Regions from separate parts of the Homo sapiens genome. Here region 2 is linked to region 1. Evidence: chromatin loops called from intact Hi-C (ENCODE). Cell type or tissue: dorsolateral prefrontal cortex. All regions are shown on one strand. Links, peaks and the distances in the headings refer to the core of each region. The heading gives the core; the rest is flanking DNA. Region 1 has its middle 66 kb from the start of LINC03074. Region 2 overlaps GATB (glutamyl-tRNA amidotransferase subunit B).

Evidence for each region. Hi-C counts contacts between places; a loop is a spot of excess contacts. Peaks named below come from ENCODE experiments on the same cell type or tissue, not always from the same donor. Only the 100,000 strongest peaks of a DNase experiment are listed, where the experiment ranks them.
Region 2: a loop joins it to region 1, with 5 times the contacts of the local background. A loop is called at or near these places in 3 of 110 quality-filtered maps.

Annotation. Positions count from the first base shown.
Region 1 is chr4:152,017,579-152,027,282 of GRCh38, reverse strand. No RefSeq gene overlaps it. Among named protein-coding and RNA genes, the nearest start is that of LINC03074, 66 kb to the right of the region's middle. RefSeq lists an enhancer at 2,899-3,398. In dorsolateral prefrontal cortex, for the core only: a CTCF peak has its summit at 5,041; a DNase peak (open chromatin) is centred at 5,052; H3K4me3 peaks cover 1,308 bases; H3K27ac peaks cover 4,637 bases.
Region 2 is chr4:151,712,458-151,722,161 of GRCh38, reverse strand. It overlaps GATB (glutamyl-tRNA amidotransferase subunit B), which reads left to right. Exons shown (of 13, transcript NM_004564.3): 3 at 2,624-2,737; 4 at 5,088-5,286; 5 at 6,031-6,153. Among named protein-coding and RNA genes, the nearest start is that of GATB, 44 kb to the left of the region's middle. In dorsolateral prefrontal cortex, for the core only: a CTCF peak has its summit at 4,723; DNase peaks (open chromatin) are centred at 2,635, 4,671 and 6,090; H3K4me3 peaks cover 2,964 bases; H3K27ac peaks cover 6,758 bases.

The sequences.
Region 1 (9,704 bases), core at 670-8,669:
CTCCGTGATTTTGATATGCATTTTCCTAATGACTGGTTGTGTTGAGCATCTTTTCATGTGCTTATTGTCCATTTGTATATGTTCTTTGGAGAAACGTTTATTCAAGTGCTTTGCCCATTTTTTTTATTGGGTTGTGTGTTTTTTGTTGTTACTGAGTTTTAGGTGCTCTTTATATGTTCTGGATGTTAATCTCATACCAGATATATTATTTGCAAATATTTTATCTCATTCTGTGAGTTATCTTTTAACTCTCTTGATAGTGTCTTTTGATGGACATGAGCTTTTAATTTTGATGAAGTCCAATTTATCTATTTCTCTTTTGTTTCTTGAGCACTTCATATTATATCTAAGAAACCATTGCCTAATTCAAAGACATGAAGATTTATGTCTGTGTTTTTTCCTAAGAGTTTTATAGTTTTAGCTCTTACATTTAGGTTACTGATCCATTTTGAGTTAATTTTTCTATATGGTGTGAGGTGGGGGGGTCCAACTTCATTCTTTTGCATGTGAACAACCTATTATTCTAGCACCACTTGTTGAAAAGAATGATCACTTTAGATAGTCCTGACTCCCTTGTAGAAAATCAATTCACTGTAAATATCAAGGCTGATTTCTGGACTCTCACTTCTATTCTACTTATCTATATATCTATCCTTATGCCAGTATGACACACTCAGGTGCCAAGGAACCACTCTTAGGAAAAAAAAAACCCTGTCCTAAATTATAATTGCTGTAAAAAGGAGCTAACCCAGACCAATGGTTCCCAGCCAGACTGAACATCAGAATCATCACAGGGTCTTGAAAAAAACCCTGACCCCCTAGATCTCCTTCTCCCCAGCTCCCCCCTCCCCCCGGGGTTTGATTCGGTAGAATGGTAACAAGGCTCAGGACTTACTGTTTTTAAAGAACCCTCTGGTGACCATCCAGAATTGGCAATTACTGGTCCAAGTGATCATATAAAGTCTTCTCCAACATAAGAGACCTATCATGTTGGGAAAAGAGAAAATATAAGGTGAAAGTTTGACCCAAAAACATCTTAAATGAGCATTCTATGAGCATTTGGTTGACAGAAGGCCATCTCTTTGATGAAAAAATGTGAAGATGATCTGTGAAAAACAATAAAAGTAGAAGGACCAGTGTAGCTCCAAGATGTCTAGATTGGGGAGGAGATAAACCACATTTCAGTGTTCATCTGTGGGACCCACCCCAAGGCCGGCACAGCATCCTCCACACTGCTCCCATAAACCCTGTGCTCTGTTGGTGGCGTGTCTGTCTCCCTACTGGATTCTGAGTCTTTTTTAGCAGACATGGGATCTTTTCCTCTTTGGATCCTCAATCCCCATCACTGTGCCTGGCCCATCACAGGTGTTCAACAAAATGTCAAATTAAATGAAACATTTTCTATGTTTAGTCAAATGCATAGCAAATGCATAGGTCAAATAGCAGGCTTTATGTAAAAATGCTAGGTATGTGGTGCTTTAAAAACAGAAGTGGAAGAGAATTAAGCAATGGGATTTAGAAGATCATTTTTTAAAATGTGATTATTTTTGAACCTCTGTCCCCACCCACCTGCCTACCAACTGTATTCCTCAGGGTCCCAGCAGGAAACAGATGGCTCACCAGCATTGAATGAAGAAACTGTTTGCAGAGGAGTGGGCAGAAATAAGAGGACACCAAGGAGTGAAGCCCCTGGGACTAGCAACAGTGAGGTGTCCTAGCCATCCTTAGGCCTGAAGGGACAAAGGGACAGAGCAGGGTGACCAGAACCTACCAAGATTTGGAACCTTACAAAATGGCTTCCCAGAAGACAATAGCCATAGCCAGAAAATAAGCAGAAAATTCCTCTGGAAGGACAAGCGGAGAATAACCAGCACACTCACCCATAAAGGACAGGAAGATATGGACAGATTCAACAAAGAAAGTAGGGTGCTGAGGTACAGCAAATCAGTTACACTTCTTAGTCTGTGGTTTGTCTGACTTTCTGGGGATGTTGTGCTTTCATTAATTCATTCATCAAACACTTATTGAGTTTTTTCATGCTTTGCACATTATTTTGGGCACTAGAGCTACAAGGATAAATAAGACACCTTTTCTGCCTTTAGGAAGTTCACACTGGGGAGTGGTGAACATGGACAGGCAGGTCATTACAATAAAACACAAACCACAATGATGGGTGTGTCTGTTTCCTAGGGCTGCTGTCACAGAGTACCACATGCTGGTGGCTTCACAATAGAAGTGTATTGTCTCCCATTTCTGGAGGCCAGAGCTTCCTTTTAAGAGCTGCCAGGGAAGGCTCTGTTCCAGGCCCCCCACAACTTCTGGAGGTTTGTGGGTCATCTCTGGTGTTCCTTGGCTTGTGGAAGCATTATCCCTCCTCTGGCTTTATCTTCCCATGGTGCTTTTGTAGGTCTGTGTGGGTCTGTGTCCTAATTTCTCCTTTTTATAAGAACACTAGTCATATTGGATTAGGGCCCACTCTACTGCAATAGGACCTCATCTTAACTAATTGCATCTGCAATGATTCTATTTCCAAATAAGGTCAGTCTGAGGTTCTGAGGTTAGGACTTCAATACACTAATTTTGGAAACAGAATTCAATCCATAACATAGGGGATAGGCTCAGGGCATTATAGGAGCATTTACAAGATGGTCAGGGAGGAGTGATGAAGAGGGTACAACTTACCTGGTGTTAAGGATGAATAAGGTTCCACCAAGTGAAGAGATGAGTGGGCAGGGAGGAGGAGGACAAGCCACTTTGCGCTGAGGGGAAAACCAGAGCCAGCACCGGTGATTTGGCACTGCAGGTGCAGAAAGCACAAGGCTGCGGAGAAGGAGCAGCAGCTCTGGCCCCAGAAGACCTCCCACGATCTGCATAGAGTCCAGACTTAAGGAGGTGGTAGAGGGACGATGAAAAGGTTTGAAGCAGGGACTTGGCAAGACCAGTTTCATTGTTCAGAGGGGTCACTCCAGCAGCTAGGAAGAAGATGGTAAGGCCTGCAAACAAGGCAAACATCCAGGCAGCTGTGGATGGAGGTAAGATAACAGGGAGAGAGGGAGACCTTTAGGAGATACTTAGGAGAGAGATTTGGGAGGACATGGCAATTGAGTGGATGCGTGTAGCGAGCGGGTAGTGCGGTAGCAGCACCCCCACCCCTGCAGGGGGCCACAGTGCCGTTTAGCAAGGTGGGGAGAGTGGGCAGTTTAACAGGAAAATGACTGTGCTCCCACTGCCATTTTGGGAGTGCTGGCTTTGTGTTGCCTATGGGAAAAGCTAGGGCAAAGAGTTCCATTGGAGACAGGGATTTGAGAGTAATTTGCATGTCCCACGAGAGAGGATGAGCTTCTCCAGGGAGTGTGTGTGGCAGCACAAGAGGAACAGTGAGTTAGAAGAGAATCCTGGGGAACACCAATAGGCACGCAGCAGGCGCGGGCCGGGAAGACGGGCCCCTGCAGACAGGCAGTGCAGAATCGAGAACATAGCATATGGAAGTTCAGGGCTCAGGAAGCTTCAAAGAAGGAAAACCATGTTTTCAAATGCCACAGAAAGTCTTAGTCAGGAAAGGATTGAAACGAGTCTATTCAATTTGTTATCAGGGAAGTTGGCGGTCACCTCAGTGACAGCAGTTTTAGGAGTATGGTGGGTGGGAACAGAAGCCAGATTCCAGAGAGCTGAAGGGCGAACGGACGTGTAGGCAGCAGGAAGTTTGGAAGAGAATGGGAGGAGGGAAGCTGAGCAACAGCGAAAGGGAGATACGGGGCACAAAACTCAAGTATAGTCAAGGGAGATTAAAGCAATTTTAAAAAATGACTATCAAAGTCTGGAGTAGACATCAAAGGATAGAGCAAAGGACACGAAAGAAAGAGGAACACACCTCAGAGACTGAAGGTGAGGATGGGGTAGGTGCAGAGGTGTTTGTAGGAAGGAGGTAGAAAGTTGAGGGACATTGGGCCTGATGGCCTTGATGTTGGAGACAGGTTTATGTGCTAAGTATGAGACAGAAGGTTGAGTAGGAGCTTTGGGGAGAGTGCTAGAATGCTTGGAATGGTCACCTAGGGGCAGAGGAGAGGAAGCTCTTCCAGGACAGCTGGGGAGATGGGCAGCCCTGAAGCCCAGCAGAGGTCAGGGGCCATGAACTTGTAGTGGCCTGGCCTATGCAGTAGAGTCCATTTCCCCGGGAGTACTCAGTCTCAGAGACGGAGCAAGACAAAGGTTGACAGGTTGGAATTTTGCTTTGTGAGTGTCTGGTGAGACTGGATGAGCCACTGAGTCCAGAATAAAGAGAGAGAGGGCAGGCAGAGCCTGATGAATGGGGAGAAGAGGGAGAGGTCACTGGATATGAGCACCGAGAGAGCATGAAGGATGCACGGATGTCGTAGAAAAGCAACACACTTGTCCTGCTTTCGATTTTGCTGTGTGTGAGATACAAGTAAACAGCCAATTTTCACACTAAAGAGTATGTAACTTTGCAAATAGCTTGTACAAAAGCATTAAAGCTGAGTTAAAAGGGCAAGTATGCATTTCAGCTACACTGGTCCCACAGTGACATCACTAGTTATGATTGTAGGGGTGGTAACTGTTTAGAAAATAAAGGGAGGGGCCATTCAATATTTCTTATCTTTATCCAAATCTGAAGTATTTCAGCCCTATTGCAAGACAGTACCCTGTAACAGATAGCTGCCTCTCTCCAAGAATAATAAAGCCCCGCTTTGCAGGGAGAGGCTGTGGATGAAGAGCAGTAGGCGGAGGGCTCCAAGGAGTTTCCAGCTGTATTTTCTGAGCTTGCTAAGCATTTAATCAATGGCAAGGAACATCTCAGTTGTCCAGATACAGTCATCCCACGCGAGGTGCACGGAGACCAGTGTTCTGATATGCAAAGAGAGCCTGGGACTCTCATCAAATCACCAAACAGGATGCTGGCCATGCAGCAAACAGGCCTGCAAGCTGTTGGCAGCTGAATGTCGGGCTGCCAGAGCCAGGCCCAGCCACATGATGGGCATGGCCCCAAAGGCTTGGTGGCAATCTGTATTCCAATGCATGCCCTCCACCATGCTGCTGACCCTCTGCCAAGCGGGGCCCACGCTCAGGATCTAGAGACGCTGTTGTTGCAATGCATACAGGCCTCTTTGTTCAAAAATACTGTATGCATGAGAGAAAGCAGCTTCCTTTGGTTCTTTCCCCATGGCCTGGAAAGAAAGGCTTCACAGTCAAGCTGCCCAGCTGACCAGCATTGGGCAAAGGGGCGGGAGGGGAACTTGCTGAAAGCTAGCTGGTTGTAGTACATCTAAAAATGGAGCTTGAAGGGGTTTGGCTGGGACTGTGGCAACCTCACTCAGGTGTCATCCAGGCCTGTGTTGGGCTGGCAGGGGGCCCTTGGAAGCCCTTGCTAATTAAATGTATTGAGAAAGTGGCTTTGACAGGGAAGGCTCTGTCAACACTGCCACTTTGGTGCAATCTTTTCAAATGACAAGGAGCCTCTTCCTTTATGTGCAGAAAGAGCTGAAGAGCAGGATAGATTCAAAATGAGGTGCACGAGCAGTTGAGTAATTACCATTTTCTTCTGTGGCTGCTCCACCTGCCCTGAAGTGATCTTCTATCAGCTGAAGGACACTCTACTGTCCAATTCAGGGGCATGCTCTCTCTGCCTCCAACTTTACCACCAGAAAACTTGGAAGTCACATGAGTAAGAGGGACCCAGTGGCGAAGATGTCCTCAGATCATTCTTCACTTGAGAAAAATACCTAGATGGTCACTTCGCAGGCCTCAAGCAGTGCTGACAAATGGGCTCCACTTAAACCAAGGGGAGAACAGTTTCCATTCGCAATGGAGTGCCATTACCCTTTACTAAAACAAAACATTTTTTTATCCTAAAGAAATTATTTCCTTATTTGTTGACTCCAGAAAGCTATTGAGTAGTTCCAAATGTTGGCTGCACAGCTAAGCTCCTGTTGGGTGATTTGCAGTTTCCCAGCAAGGTCAAAAGGAATTCCCTGGGTTCCTGGAAATAGGTACCCGTGGTACCCACAAGCTAGGGCGAAGCTAGAATGATGGAGAGAGATGGCAGGGACAAGCTTGATGGGTCTTGGGGGCATATGCTTTCCCCAGGCCTGGACCTGCATCAGTGCTGGCTCCCATGAGCTTCTTCCAAGTGGAAAAGAAGTCTTGTGATCAGCCTCGAGTGTGATTCCTTTTATGGCACTCCAGCACCTAGTACAGCACACAGCAGGGACCTAGCAAATTTTTAATAGATGGATAGATGTTTCACTTTTTTTCAGGGACTAGGAAGAACTGTTTCTTTGAATTTTGGCTCTATCAGCTTTGTTTGGGTGTAAGACAAGGACATGCATCTTTTGAAAGGTTCCCAAATCTAGATATTCCTAATATATCACTGCTCCCTGCAGCTCAGCAGGGCACCCCTTCCCTGCCACTAAGGAAAGACCACCAAAGCTGAATTCAGCCTTGCTAAATTAAGCATCCCTGAAGCTCACTCTACTCCAAGTGAATTCTGGTTGTTGACATTTGAGCCAAAAGACTTAAGGAGGTGCACTCCAGTTAATCCAGTGCCTCTAATTGTTCTTCCTGATTTCCAAGAGCATGTAAAATTTTCTAGAGATCTAGCCCACTCTTACCTTTTCACCTTTTCCTTCAGACTGACCTCCTCCATGCTTCCCACCTTACATTTATTCACTCAATGTTTATTCAAGGCATATTGAGCATCTGACACTACAGGTTACTAGGGACATCAAATGGCTAAGACCCGTCCTATGAGTTTACAGACCACTGGAACTGGGAGAAATGCAGATACTCAGTGTTGGTCTTGACACACGATCATGTCCATGGAGTTACAGTGGTGGGGGCAGGGCATGGTGAAGGAAAGTCAGACTTAATTTTTGTATTTGGGAAGATTGGTTTAGTGGCGTAATCATACCACCTTTAATTTATATTTGCAGTTTATGAAGGCTTTCCTTTCCTTTCCTTTCCTTTCCTTTCCTTTCCTTTCCTTTCCTTTCCTTTCCTTTCCTTTCCTTTTTCCTTTCCTTTCTTCCCTCTCTCTCTCTGTCTCTCTTTTTTTTAGACAGAATCCTACTCTGTCACCCAGGCTGGAATGCAGTGCCACAATCTTATTGCAGCCTCGACCTCCCAGGCTCAGGTGGTACTCCCACCTCAGCCTCCTGAGTAGCTGGGACTACAGATGCGTGTCACCGTGACTGGCTAATTTTTGTATTTTTTGTAGAGACAGGGTTTCACCATGTTGCCCAGGCTGGTCAGGAACTCCTGGGATCAAGCTATCTGCCTACCTCAGCCTCTCAAAGTGCTGGGATTATGGGGATGAGTCACTGCATCTGGCCAAGAGTTTTCTGATACATTATCTCTTTAATCTTCACAATAATCCTGTGAGATCAGGGATTACAGCTTTGTTTTACGAATAAGGAAACTGAGGCAGAAATTAGTGACTACTCAAAATCCCAGGGTCAATAGCGGGTTTGAACTCAGGATGTCTGCCAGTAGCCCTGGCCCCTCCTACTCCACCAAGCAGCCTTCCCAGCAGGCTGGCAGCTCCTCCTCCCCTGCAGGTGGGAATGGAGGTGAGGAGAGCACTCCTAAGGGGGCTAGGCAACTTATCCAAAGCCCGTGCCTACCACCCCACCTACTTCCTTTGCCCACAGCTGCTTGTCTCTTCGTTTTTCAGTTTCCAAACTGTAAAAAAAGAAATAAAATAGTTATGAAAGTGTTCTGTTCCTTCCTTAATGAACCCACCTGCTGGCTATTGCCTGAAATTCCTTTAAAGAGGCACAAATCCCTTCATTCTGCAGGTATAAATAAAAAGTTTAAGATGCAAATACCTGGAAGCCTCAACACACAGATATAAATAAGTTCCACTCAAGTTTAAATGATAATAGAATATCTATCCTGCCTTTTCTGAGGTGGAAGGCAGAAATAGAAATTACCGGTATTGTATAGCCTTTATAATTCCAAAGCAGTTTTACCATAATCTCATTAATTCTATAAATATTCTATGTATAATCTACATATAATCTATATCTATATCTATAGAGACAGCATCTAATAGGTGCTAGGCATTGTGTTGCCTGCTAGGGATGGAGTGGGAACCAAAACAGACATAGTGCCTTCCCCCATGGAGCTGAGTCAAGTGAGAAACACAAAAACATAGGTAAATAAATGACACCAGGCTTGGTGCTATGGAAGAGAACAGAGCAAAGAAGGGCCGTTCCAGGGTAGGGGGGAAAAAGTCATACCTTTTCTTCATCCATCAGTCATACAATCATGACTGACAATTCTGATAATGAAAGAGTGTAACACAAGGAAAGCACAACAAACTTACTTAACAAAGTTTTATGTGACATGAAGTCTTCAGAAATGAAGACCCAAAAACCGAAAGAAAGTTACATTTTTATGTAAGGTCTGAAGAAAAAAGTGCATGGTTATGAAGAAATACGATTGGACAAAAAAGGGTCTGATCTAATGGGAATGAACTGAGGGGCAGTGGAGGTCTGCAGGGCCTGTTTGTCCAGAGTCTTTTCTGTGTCTCTGTAAGACATGCCTCCCCGCAAGGTATGGGGCAGGACACCTGTCACAGGAGGGCTTTCAGCAGGGAAGGGAGAAGGTCAAAGACCTTCCTAGGTTTATGACTTGCTTTGAGATGAAGAATTCTAGTTTCTGTGCCTTGTTTGAGGGAGAAAGCAGGATAGGAGAAGGTCAGAGTGACCTTGTTTCCGAGGCCCTTGTAATCTCTGTCAGTTCAAAGTACCCAGCATACCAAGGAGCCATACTCTGGGGTATCATGTTCTGAACCCTGATATCAGGCAGAGGGAACCACATAGTCAGAGGCTCTGAGATGAGTGTGAGCACGTGAAAGGCCTGAAGGCACCCAGGAGCAGGGAGGCAGTGGAGGAGAGCAGGGATGGGTGGGTAAGGGCAGGACTGCACTGAGGAAGTCCTAGGAAATCATGGTTAAGGACTTTGAGACTTGAGCCCAAACTTAAAGGGCAGTGGAAAACATGCAAGAGCTTTAGAGCAAGAGGGATAACAATATGATCTTTAGCCTTAAAAAAATGTGAACTTTCCTGCAGGCTGAGGAATGGATTGGGAGACAACAAGAATGCGGCCATTGCAGTCATCCAGGCCAGAAGGGACAAGTGCTTGGACTAAGATGGAGAAGTGGAGGTGGGAGGATAGATGATTCCAGAGATACTATAATCTTATAAAACTCGTAAGATGTATTAATGAGATAAGGAAGAGGGAGAGTCAAGATGACTTTAGTTCCTTACACTCATTGGAGCAATTGGGAGACAGAAGGGCCAGCAGAAAAGAACAGGCTTTGGAGGGAAGAAGATGAATTCAGTTTGGGGCATGTGGGGTTTCAGTCTGCATAAATGTGGAAGTGGATAGAGATCCTGTGACATTTTCGCTCTTTAGTGGCTGAAATTGCCTTCTCTGACCCATGGGACTCGGCCAAGTCAACCTCCAGCCCATTCCTTCTAGTCCGGCCCCCTCTGCTGTCTCCCCTGAACCCACCAAACACAACACCGTAATACAGTAACATGAAAATGAATGTTCCCCAGGTCTTCAGTGTTCCTCCTCTGTGCGTTCCTCATTTCCTGGCAAAAGAGGAGTGGGAGAAGCCAATTTCTGCAATTTGCACATTGGAGACATTCTTATTTACCAGATACCACCAGAAAGCTGAT
Region 2 (9,704 bases), core at 829-8,828, 310 kb after region 1:
GCTGACCTGGACTTCCATCTGTCACAAGCAGCTTGACTAAGATCCTAGGAAATTCCTTTTTTTCTTGGCATTCTTCTAACTGACACTCTCTGTTTACTGGGCCCTCTGTGCATCTGTAACGTGTGATGACTGATGCTTATAATTCTGACCTTGAAGTACTTCATGGCTTCTAAATCATCAAAAAAAGATTAAAGCATATTCTCAGTATCACTGTAATGTTTGTGTGTTTTACTGCCTTCTTCTCTGGAAAGTGGTGGTTTATGAAGTGCCCGTGCGCTTGTGTGCACACGGACACAGTGAGAGTCTGTGATGGTCCTCAACTCTTCTCCCACAGGGAGGCTATGGTGCGTGCTTGAAAATAAACAAACAAAATAACCTGGGTTCTCTTCATGCCTAGCAGGAGGAAGCAGCTTGGTCCCAGGGGCAAAGAAGCTTGAAATGAGAGCGAAAGCAGTGGTTAGGAAAGCAGAGGGAATGATGAGGCAGAACTGGTGCAGACCAGGAGTCAGGCAGTTTACGAGCCAGCCCTGGCTGACTGCATTCTGACCCCAGGAAGAGCAAAGCCCAGGGTCGGGACTGCAGCTTCATGTTCTGTGTGCCTGGACCCGAATCATCAGGCTTGGATTTGGCGGGATTCTCCACCAGCTATGTTTGTATCTCAGTAACAACCGCTCAGTAAAATGCCAGACATTAGGCAAGTGAAAACATCAATAATTAGAGCCTCCTGTTCCCCACACATCTTTTCTTGAAAACCTTTATTGCTGCAGAGCTGACATTATTAGGCACAGAATGAAGAACTCCAAATAGAAACTGTGAAATGGCTCCATCTTATAACCTGAGTCCTGAAAAATAAGGGTGTGATGTTGTCACTAGGCGGGAGATTTGTTTAGGTTTTCTTTTTTTCTTTTCTTTTTCCTTTTTTTTGAGATGGAGTCTCGCTCTGTCGCCCAGGCTGGAGTGCAGTGGCGAGATCTCGGCTCACTGCAACCTCCACCTCCCGGGTTCAAGTGATTCTCCTGCCTCAGCCTCCCAAGTAACTGGGACTACAGGTGCCTGCCATCACACCTAGCTAATTTTTTGTATTTTTAGTAGAGACGGGGTTTCACTGTGTTAGCCAGGATGGTCTCGATCTCCTGACCTCGTGATATACCCGCCTTGGCTTCCCAAAGTGCTGGGATTACAGGCATGAGCCACCACGCCTGGCCCTTGTTTGGGTTTTCTTTGGGGACCGTATATTGCAGTAAATAGAAATGCCCCTTCCATTTTGTTGTAGAAATTTGTTTTTAAAATCTGTGTTTGGTCTACACTCGTCATCCCAGCCTAAAGAGCCAGTCCCTGAACCACAGAAGTTCTGTTTGCCGCCTCTCAGCCACGGCATGTGTGGGCTTTACAGGCAGCTTTACCACTTGCCAGTTCTGTGAATTTGGGCAAATGTTTTAGACTCTTTGGGTCTTAGTTTTGTTTTTTTAATCTGAAATATTGGAATAATGCAGATTCCTTATTTTACAGCGTTGCTGTGAGGCTGAAATAAAATGGTGGATGTGGAAATGCTCAACTAGAAGGCCCTATCTATATCAATAATAGTATATTAAATATACTAAAGAACATCATAAATATCCTAACAAAAATAGAAATATATTTCATCTGCAAACATGACATCCTCCAAAATTGTCCCAAAGTAGAGTAGGGAAATGAACTATTTATTGAATCTCTACCTTAGGGGAGGTGTTCCAGCTATCACTTTATCTGTTCTGCAAAGTAGATCTTAAATCCCACTTTTAGACACAAGGAAACTGAGACTCCTAGTCACAGCAGAAGTGGGATTTGAACCTGACTCGAGAACTTAATGCTCCTTCTCCTTGGCTACATTATCTCGTTGTCTAGTTCCAGACCCCCAGTGTTCTTAAAAGCTTTGACATTCTTTGGTGCTGGGAAGTGTGCCAGCCATTTCTTGGTCATTCACTCCTGTAAGTGGGACAGGGTGGCACCCAGAGGGAACTGGAGCACCAGGTGCCCCCAGAGAGACCAGCAGCACGGAGTCGTCCAGTGTGTGGGACAGGCCCTCCGTTGGCGTTCCACTTTTAGGGAGTTGGCCTGGCATGGACAGAAAGCCAGGCAACAGCTGTGCCACATTTCCTAGCCCTTGAGAAAATGGCTACGGCCCTGTCGTTTTCAGAAGTTCATTCTTTTTCTGTCAAAGTGAAGCCACCCTTCCTCAGGACTCCTCTCAGCAATCAGTGCCTCTTGTGTATTCTGACCGGCCCCTTATTCTGTTTGTAGAGGGAGTGAGATTAGATTTATTCTATGTAGTAACCACTCCGCTAAGCTTTTCTGCGACTCTTCCTGTTAGCTTTGATGCCGGGCACTGGGGGAAAGGGTTCCCGATGTGGCAGTTCCTTAAGTGCCCGGTGGGACCCACTGCTGCATACATTTTCTTCTTTATATCCTTCCCTGATTCCCAGGCAAACAGACTCGGCTTGTGAACTGGAGCTGCCCACCCAGAGAACCAGAGATAATGCCTGTTGAAGGGCCAAGTTGCATATTCAGCGAGGATGTCAGTGTGTGGGAGAAGCATTTGTTCAGCCTGCGGTTCTGAGAGGAACTGTGTGTTGTGTTCCCATAGGTTCTCAACAGGAGGTGTGTAGAAGCGGCGGTGATGACAGGCCTGGCTCTGAACTGCCACATAAACAAGAAGTCCTTGTTTGACAGGAAGCACTACTTCTATGCAGACCTCCCTGTAAGTACACTTTGTGATCCACCCCACTGCAAGTTCTCAGAGCTGGGCCAGCCCTGCTGTGGGGGGTCGGAGCAAGGGAAAGGGGCTGTGCCTCTCATGTTTTCAGCCAGCACTGTGTCCATCCCAGCAGGAAGTTCGGCCCAGCCCTGATGCAGGCAGGTGCCCCTGATGGTTACTAGATCGGATGCAGTTGTCCTGATTGCTGACTTCTTGCTTACCTCATGCTTCTGGTGGCTCGCTCATAATTGCACAGGGAGTAGAAGCCAGTGTTTGCAGGCTCAGCCTGGCCGTGGTATTTGGTGCTAATTGCCTGTTAGTACAAAAGCTAAGGCTCTGGCTGATGCAACAGTAAATGCATACTGTAGTTCTGTCAGCAGAGCGAGAGCGAATCGCTTTTAAGTTGAAGTTCCCAATAATAGGGCTGTCTCCTTTGGAGACATTTCTGTCATCTCACAAGGAGCAAGTAAGTGGACAATAGTAAGCGGAAACATGAACCAGAAATCTGGACCAAGAACAGTAAACTGTTGGTCCAGTTACTTGGCTGAGCAGTAAACTCCATATTGACCCGCTTTTTTCTGAAAATTAAAAGGTTTTTTTCTTTAAGCCACACCATGTGAGTGAGAGCCAATTTTTCATACTATTGAACAGGAACAAAACTGAAATGTTGAATGGGTTTCCCAAAATAATGTTTTGTTTGGTCTGATTCAGAAAAACAACAGTGATGATGTTGCTTCACCTCTTTCTCCTTGAACTGAAGATTGGGGCGAGCTGTTTTTTAGTGGGTGAGGGCACGAGTAGAATTAAATAAAAAATACAAGTAAGACCTGCGTTCTCCAGTGGCTGCTGCTTTTCCCCTCTGGCCTCCAGCCTCTCAGCAAGTCTACTGTTTGGTAGGGCGGAAAGAATTAAACCGCCTTTCTTTATCTTTTAAGAGTGACAGACAGTTTGGTTGAGGTGGGAGATTTAGTAATAATATGACTAAAATGAGATGTTTTGGTCATCTGTGGCTTTCTGGTCTTTCTGGCCCAGATAGTTCAAATAATCCAGAGTTTCATGGGACATACTCATATAATAAAGCATTTGTTGTTTTTTCTGAAATTCAGATTTAACTGGGTGTCCTATATTTTATCCAACAACCCTACCCAGAGCTTAGTTTTACAAATTGAGACTTCCCGTCTCAGCATAGAAAACGGGTTAGCCTTTTGCAGGATTCTCAAAGTGTGGTCCCCAGGGCACTGACATCATCATCTCCTGGGAACTGGTAAGAAATATAAATCTTCAGGCCCCACCCTCGACCTACTGAATCGGAAACCTTTGAGGTCGGGCCAAGCAGTCTGTCTTTTGACAAGCACAGTAGTATTTCTGATGCAGTTAAAGTTCTTAAACTGGGGGCCTGCCAAGTGGTGAAAGACACGGATTTTGGAGCCTGACCATCTGAATTCAGACATTGACATTGATGCTCACTAGCTCTGTATGTGGCTGTGGGCAAGGTCTTAATCCCTCCACGCCTTGTTCCTCCTTCCTAGGGTTGTTGTGGAATTAACTGAGGGAACACAGTGAGAGCAGCACCTGGGACCTAGGAAGTGCCACAGATGCCTTTGCTTTTATTCTCTGTTCTTCTCCAATTCTCCTCATTGACCTGCTGTCTCTTTAGTGCGTATTGGTGCCTCTGTGCGTTTGCAAGTAATTCTTCCTTTCCACTTAGAAGCAGGTGAGGGATCCTTGCAGGATCCATCAGTGCTTTAGTACCATGTGCCTTCCATTAATGGAGGGGGAGTGTCACAGCATTTTCTGACTGGAGGAGCTAGGGAGGTTGGGTCAGGGAGGGCAGCTGCCATGATTGATTCCTTTAAAAAGCAGAAACAAAACAAGCTTAAACACACACTAGCAACTGCTGTTGGCCGTGTGGAGAGTAGATGGCAAAATGCTTAGCCAGCATTCCAAATAAGGAGGGTCTGCCAGGAGCCTGGTAATGAGATGCAGAGTTTAGGCTAATGAGCTGGATGGAAACAATAAATTCTTTTCTTAGGGGTCCCTGACAATGACATTATTGTTATTCCCCAATACAGCACTTTAATGAGGGCAATGGGATGAATTCGTGTTGTTTATTGCATCGTTATCAGGGGTGGAGGATTTGGGGAGGGTGAAGGGGTGATGGCAGGGGCAGAAGAGACCAGGCTCAATGATGGCTGCAATGCAGCAACTAATTTTTTTCTCCTTTTCCTTTTTTTCTTGTTGTTTTTGCTTTAAGTAGGCCTGTCGTTGTGTGACATTGTAAAAGGGATAGTAAACTGGATCCCAGCTTTTATGTGTGGACCAGTGACTATGTTTACCCTATGTTTGTGTGCAGGCAGGCTACCAAATTACCCAGCAGAGGCTCCCAATTGCTGTGAATGGGAGCTTGATATATGGCGTCTGTGCAGGGAAGAAGCAGAGTCAGGTGATCCCCAAGACGGTGAGGATCAAGCAGATCCAGTTGGAGCAAGACAGTGGCAAAAGCCTCCACGACAACCTGAGGTCTCAGACGCTCATTGATTTGAACAGGGCAGGTAGGCTTGGAGTGTTTTCATTATTTCTCCTTCCTACTTCAGTTCTTGGATAGCAGGGCCCTCTTTTCACCGCTAGAGTTTTCTTGAACAAATTGAGAAAGCAGTCACAGGAGCCTGATAGATGGAGACTAAAATATCAGCATTGGGATTGGCATAGCTGACTAGCGAACATGGCTTGAACTGTAATTATTAGGCTTGCTAATAACTCACCCTGAAGTTAGACAAACCTATCCACCTAGTCACAGACCCAGCAGCTGGATATTTTAAGCAGTCATTAAAAGAAGTGAAACATTTAAAAATCAAAACGTGGAGCCTAGGTGCCTACACGTGTAATGCTAGTGACTCAGGAGGCTGTGGGAGGATCACTGTACGCAGAGTTTGAGATCAGGCTGGGCAACATAGCGAGACCTACTTGCCAAAAAATTAACACCTAGGTGTGGTGCCATACACCTGTATCCCCAGCTATTCAGGAGGCTGAGGTGGGAGGATCACTTGAGCTCAAAAGTTCAGGGCTGCAGTGAGCTATGATCATGCCACTGCATTCCAGCCTGGGCAGCAGAGCAAGATGACGCCTCTTTAAAAAAAAAAAAAAAAAAAAGGTGGGAGGGAAGAGAAATGATTGAGAGGCTAGAACCACTCTGAGAGTCCTTCAGTAAGGCAGGGTTTTCCTGAAACTTAGGCCTAATTTTTCTGTTGGTGAAATTGGAGAGCTGCAGTGAGGCTGACTCTGCCCCTCTTTGGTAGGAGTGGGCCTTCTGGAGGTGGTCCTGGAGCCCGACATGTCCTGTGGAGAAGAGGCGGCAACAGCTGTCAGGGAGCTGCAGCTGATCCTTCAAGCCCTGGGGACCAGCCAGGCGAACATGGCAGGTAGAAGCCACAGAAGCAGTATTCTTCTTTCCCTCTCCCTTCCTGCCTTCTAGAACCTCTCTGACTTTAGTTTTATTTTCTGTCTATTATATTGAGGTTGTTTGCAGCCATTTTTTCCCCAGCCTTTTGCAACCCTGTTTTTTTGTTGTTGTTGTTTGTTTGTTTGTTTGTTTAGAATTTTCCTTGGATTCTTTGATGAGCCCCCAACCAAATATAAATATACGACCAACAACATTGCAGAGACACCAAACCCTTAATGAAATAATGGCTTTGAACAGTTCAGTCTTTCTCAGGAAGAAGACACTGTTTATCAAGAACAGTTCTTAGTTAGTGAGTACCGTATAGATAGCACTTCATAATTAGTTGCCTCTTTTCCTTTGGGTCTGTTTCTTTCCTTTTGTAGATTTTTCATCCATATACAGCGGAAGCCAAATTATATTGACTATAAGCCAAGATTATGAAAACTTTACCCTGAGATAAAATCTTAATTAAGTTCAGTGGAAATACAGTGGGAAACTAAAACAAATAAAAGAAACACCTGCACCCTTGGGACCAGACCACACATTATAAGCATTTGTAAATTACATATAAAGATCATAGGTTTTGGTCACACTCAATTTCCTCATGGCTCTAGGTATCCTTTGCCCTGGTCTGGTACTGCTTTGCTCTCCCATAAGTCCGTAAAGGGTAGCCTCTGCTATCATTTTCTCCTGTTCTCTGTTCCTAGGGACTTTTTGAAAACTTCTTCCACCCTCAGAGCACACCCTGATGGAGAGGAGACAAAATATAGGTTCTGAATCTACAATTGTACTTTTCCATAGCACTGTACAATGGTCACAGCAGGTGCCCAGGAAATCCCGTTGATGATGATGTTCATCTCCATGCTGGTTGATAATACTGTTTACCAAGCTTAGCATGTCACATAATGTATTTGCATGTTACAGGGGGACTTCTGGATTTGTAATGCCACATTTGTCACATAGGATGTGTAATAAGCAACAAATTATAACATCAGAGCCCTGGTACATGTTGAATCTGAGGACAGAACTTGCTTATTTGCTATTTTACTTAAAGACTGGAAAAACACAGCCACATGAGTTTGAGTGGCATAAAGGTTAGCTGCCTACAAGTTTCTTTACAGAGACAACACTCTCTTTTAGAGTAAGAGAATTCTCAATTTTAGATTTATCACTCATGCCAGTTTTTTTTTAATCCACAGAACATAAATGAAATGTGGGCAAGTTGGATGGTTATCCATTTATGCTCCAAGTGTTGATTGCTTTAAGAAAGTTTTTATTATCCCATTCTTCTTCAAAATAACTGTGATTCCTACCAACCCTATGGGATCATAAATAGGTCACCTGTTAACTGAGAAATAGTCCCATCTGGGTCCTTGCCAAGAGATAAACGATAGTGGCAAGAACTCATCAGTCAGTGACAGCTGAGAGTGTTCATTAAATCTCACTTGTTGTGACACTTTTTGTTTCTTTTAAATACAAATCCAACAGCTTTTAACACAGCAGCCGAGTAGCTTTGGTTGTTCTAAAGTTCCGTGGGAGCTGAGGTCTGCCTGGAGTCTGCAGGGAGCCAGCTCCTTTGGTGCTGTGAGCATTTTATCAGCCCCCTCTCCTTTGCTCATCCTTCTGTCCCTCCTCCCACCCCTTTAGGACCACTGTGTTGGCCTTGGAGCCTGCAGCTTAGGAGCTGAGGGCCACCCTGAAGAGGTGACACTGAAGACTAGTGGACACCCAGGGTGCTGTGGAATGAAGCCTAATTGCTTCTGGGCTGTGGTTCTGTGAGTTCCTGATAGTTTTGCTGATGAGCATAGACCAGCTTAGCCCAGGTTCCAAGTCATTTCATTCTCAGTGGACAGCCTTTTGCCCCTGTTGTGGAGATGCCCAAAGTATTAATAGTTTGGTAAGTTGAATGTGTACAGAAGTAGACATGCTAAGTGTTTCAACGATAATAATATCTATCAGTTGGAACATTTAATATATGCTCCTCAGTTCACTAGGCATTTTAAAATTAATTTGACATCTCATTTACATTTTATGACATTGCTGAGAAGTAGGTGGTAGTGTTTGCCTGTTGCAGGTGAGGAAACTGAGGCTTAGAGAGGTGGGAGTTATTTGCCTAAGGCTTACAAGAAGTGACAGAGCTGGGACTTGAGCCCAGGTGTGTCTGGGTCCAAGAGCCCTTTCTGTAAGCACAGCTTCGTACCACTTCCCTAGTGGCAGCCATGGCAGTGTCATGACCATCACAGATGCTGACTTAAGAGAGGCAGGATAGCAAGGTGGGGTGCCAAGGGCTGCCAGGTCCTGGATCTGGCTTGGAATCCTGTCCTGCAACTTCTAGCTGTAGGTTCCCAGGCTTTGATTTATCTGAGCCTCACTTTCCACACTTAAAAAACATGTTCCCAAATAATTTTGTACAGAAGGGGAAAAGAAGAAACCAAAGAGGAAAGGAAATCATCAAGGCCATCTGATAGAGCTGATGGAGTTGCAGCAGCTGGCTGAGAGGAATGACTTTGTGGGAGAAAACATAGAATTCCAGTTTGGGCAGGTTAAGTTTGAAAGGCCTTGGGAATAGCTCAGTGGCTTTGTCACCAAAACCAAGAGTTCCCAACCATTTTAGCTCCGGGGACCGGTTTCGTGGAAGACAATTTTTCTGTGGACTTGGGGGGCCGAAGGCGGGGTGGTTTCAGGATGATTCAAGTGCATTACATTGATCGTCTGCTTTATTTCTATTATTACATTGTAATATATAGTGAAATAATTATACAACTCACTGTAATGTAGAATCACTGGGAGCCCTCAGCTGGTTTTCCTGCAACTAGATGGTCCCATCTGGGGGTGATGGGAGACAGTGACAGATTATTAGATGGTAGATTCTTATAAGGAGCACAAAGCCTAGATTCCTCTCATGCACAGTTCACAATAGGGTTCGTGCTCCTATGAGAATCTAATGCCATGGCTGATCTGACAGGAGGCGGAGCTCAGATGGTAATGCAAGGGATAAGGAGCAGCTGTAAATACAGATGAAGCTTGTCTCTCTTGCCCATCACTCACCTCCTGCTGTGCCATCTGGTTCCTAACAGGCCACAGACCAGTACCTGTCCATGGCCCCCGGGTTGGGGACTTCTGACTAAAGCTATATTACAATGAATGTACTAATGTCAAGAAATGTACTAATGAATGTACTAATGTCTAGAAAACTTAGGACAGGGCCTCGAAAACAGCCTGTGCTGGATACATGTTCGGTGCTCTTATTAACAGTAATAAGTAGTAATACTTTTATGGAATTACCACTCATCTAGATGAGTGAGCTTTGTAAAATACGTTCAGTAAAATTTGTTCGCTTTTTTTTTGGTCAAACCTTGTTATTTTCAGTGATCAGAACGAGATAGCTTAACAAACCTTACCCACTGCATCTTTGGGCCCCTGCTGTTTGCAGAAACAGTTTTCCATCTTGATGTTATATTTCTGTTGTGTGAGTGTGTTTTAGAGAAAAATATGAAACTGCACTTTATCACTGTGCTCAGTGGTATAGTT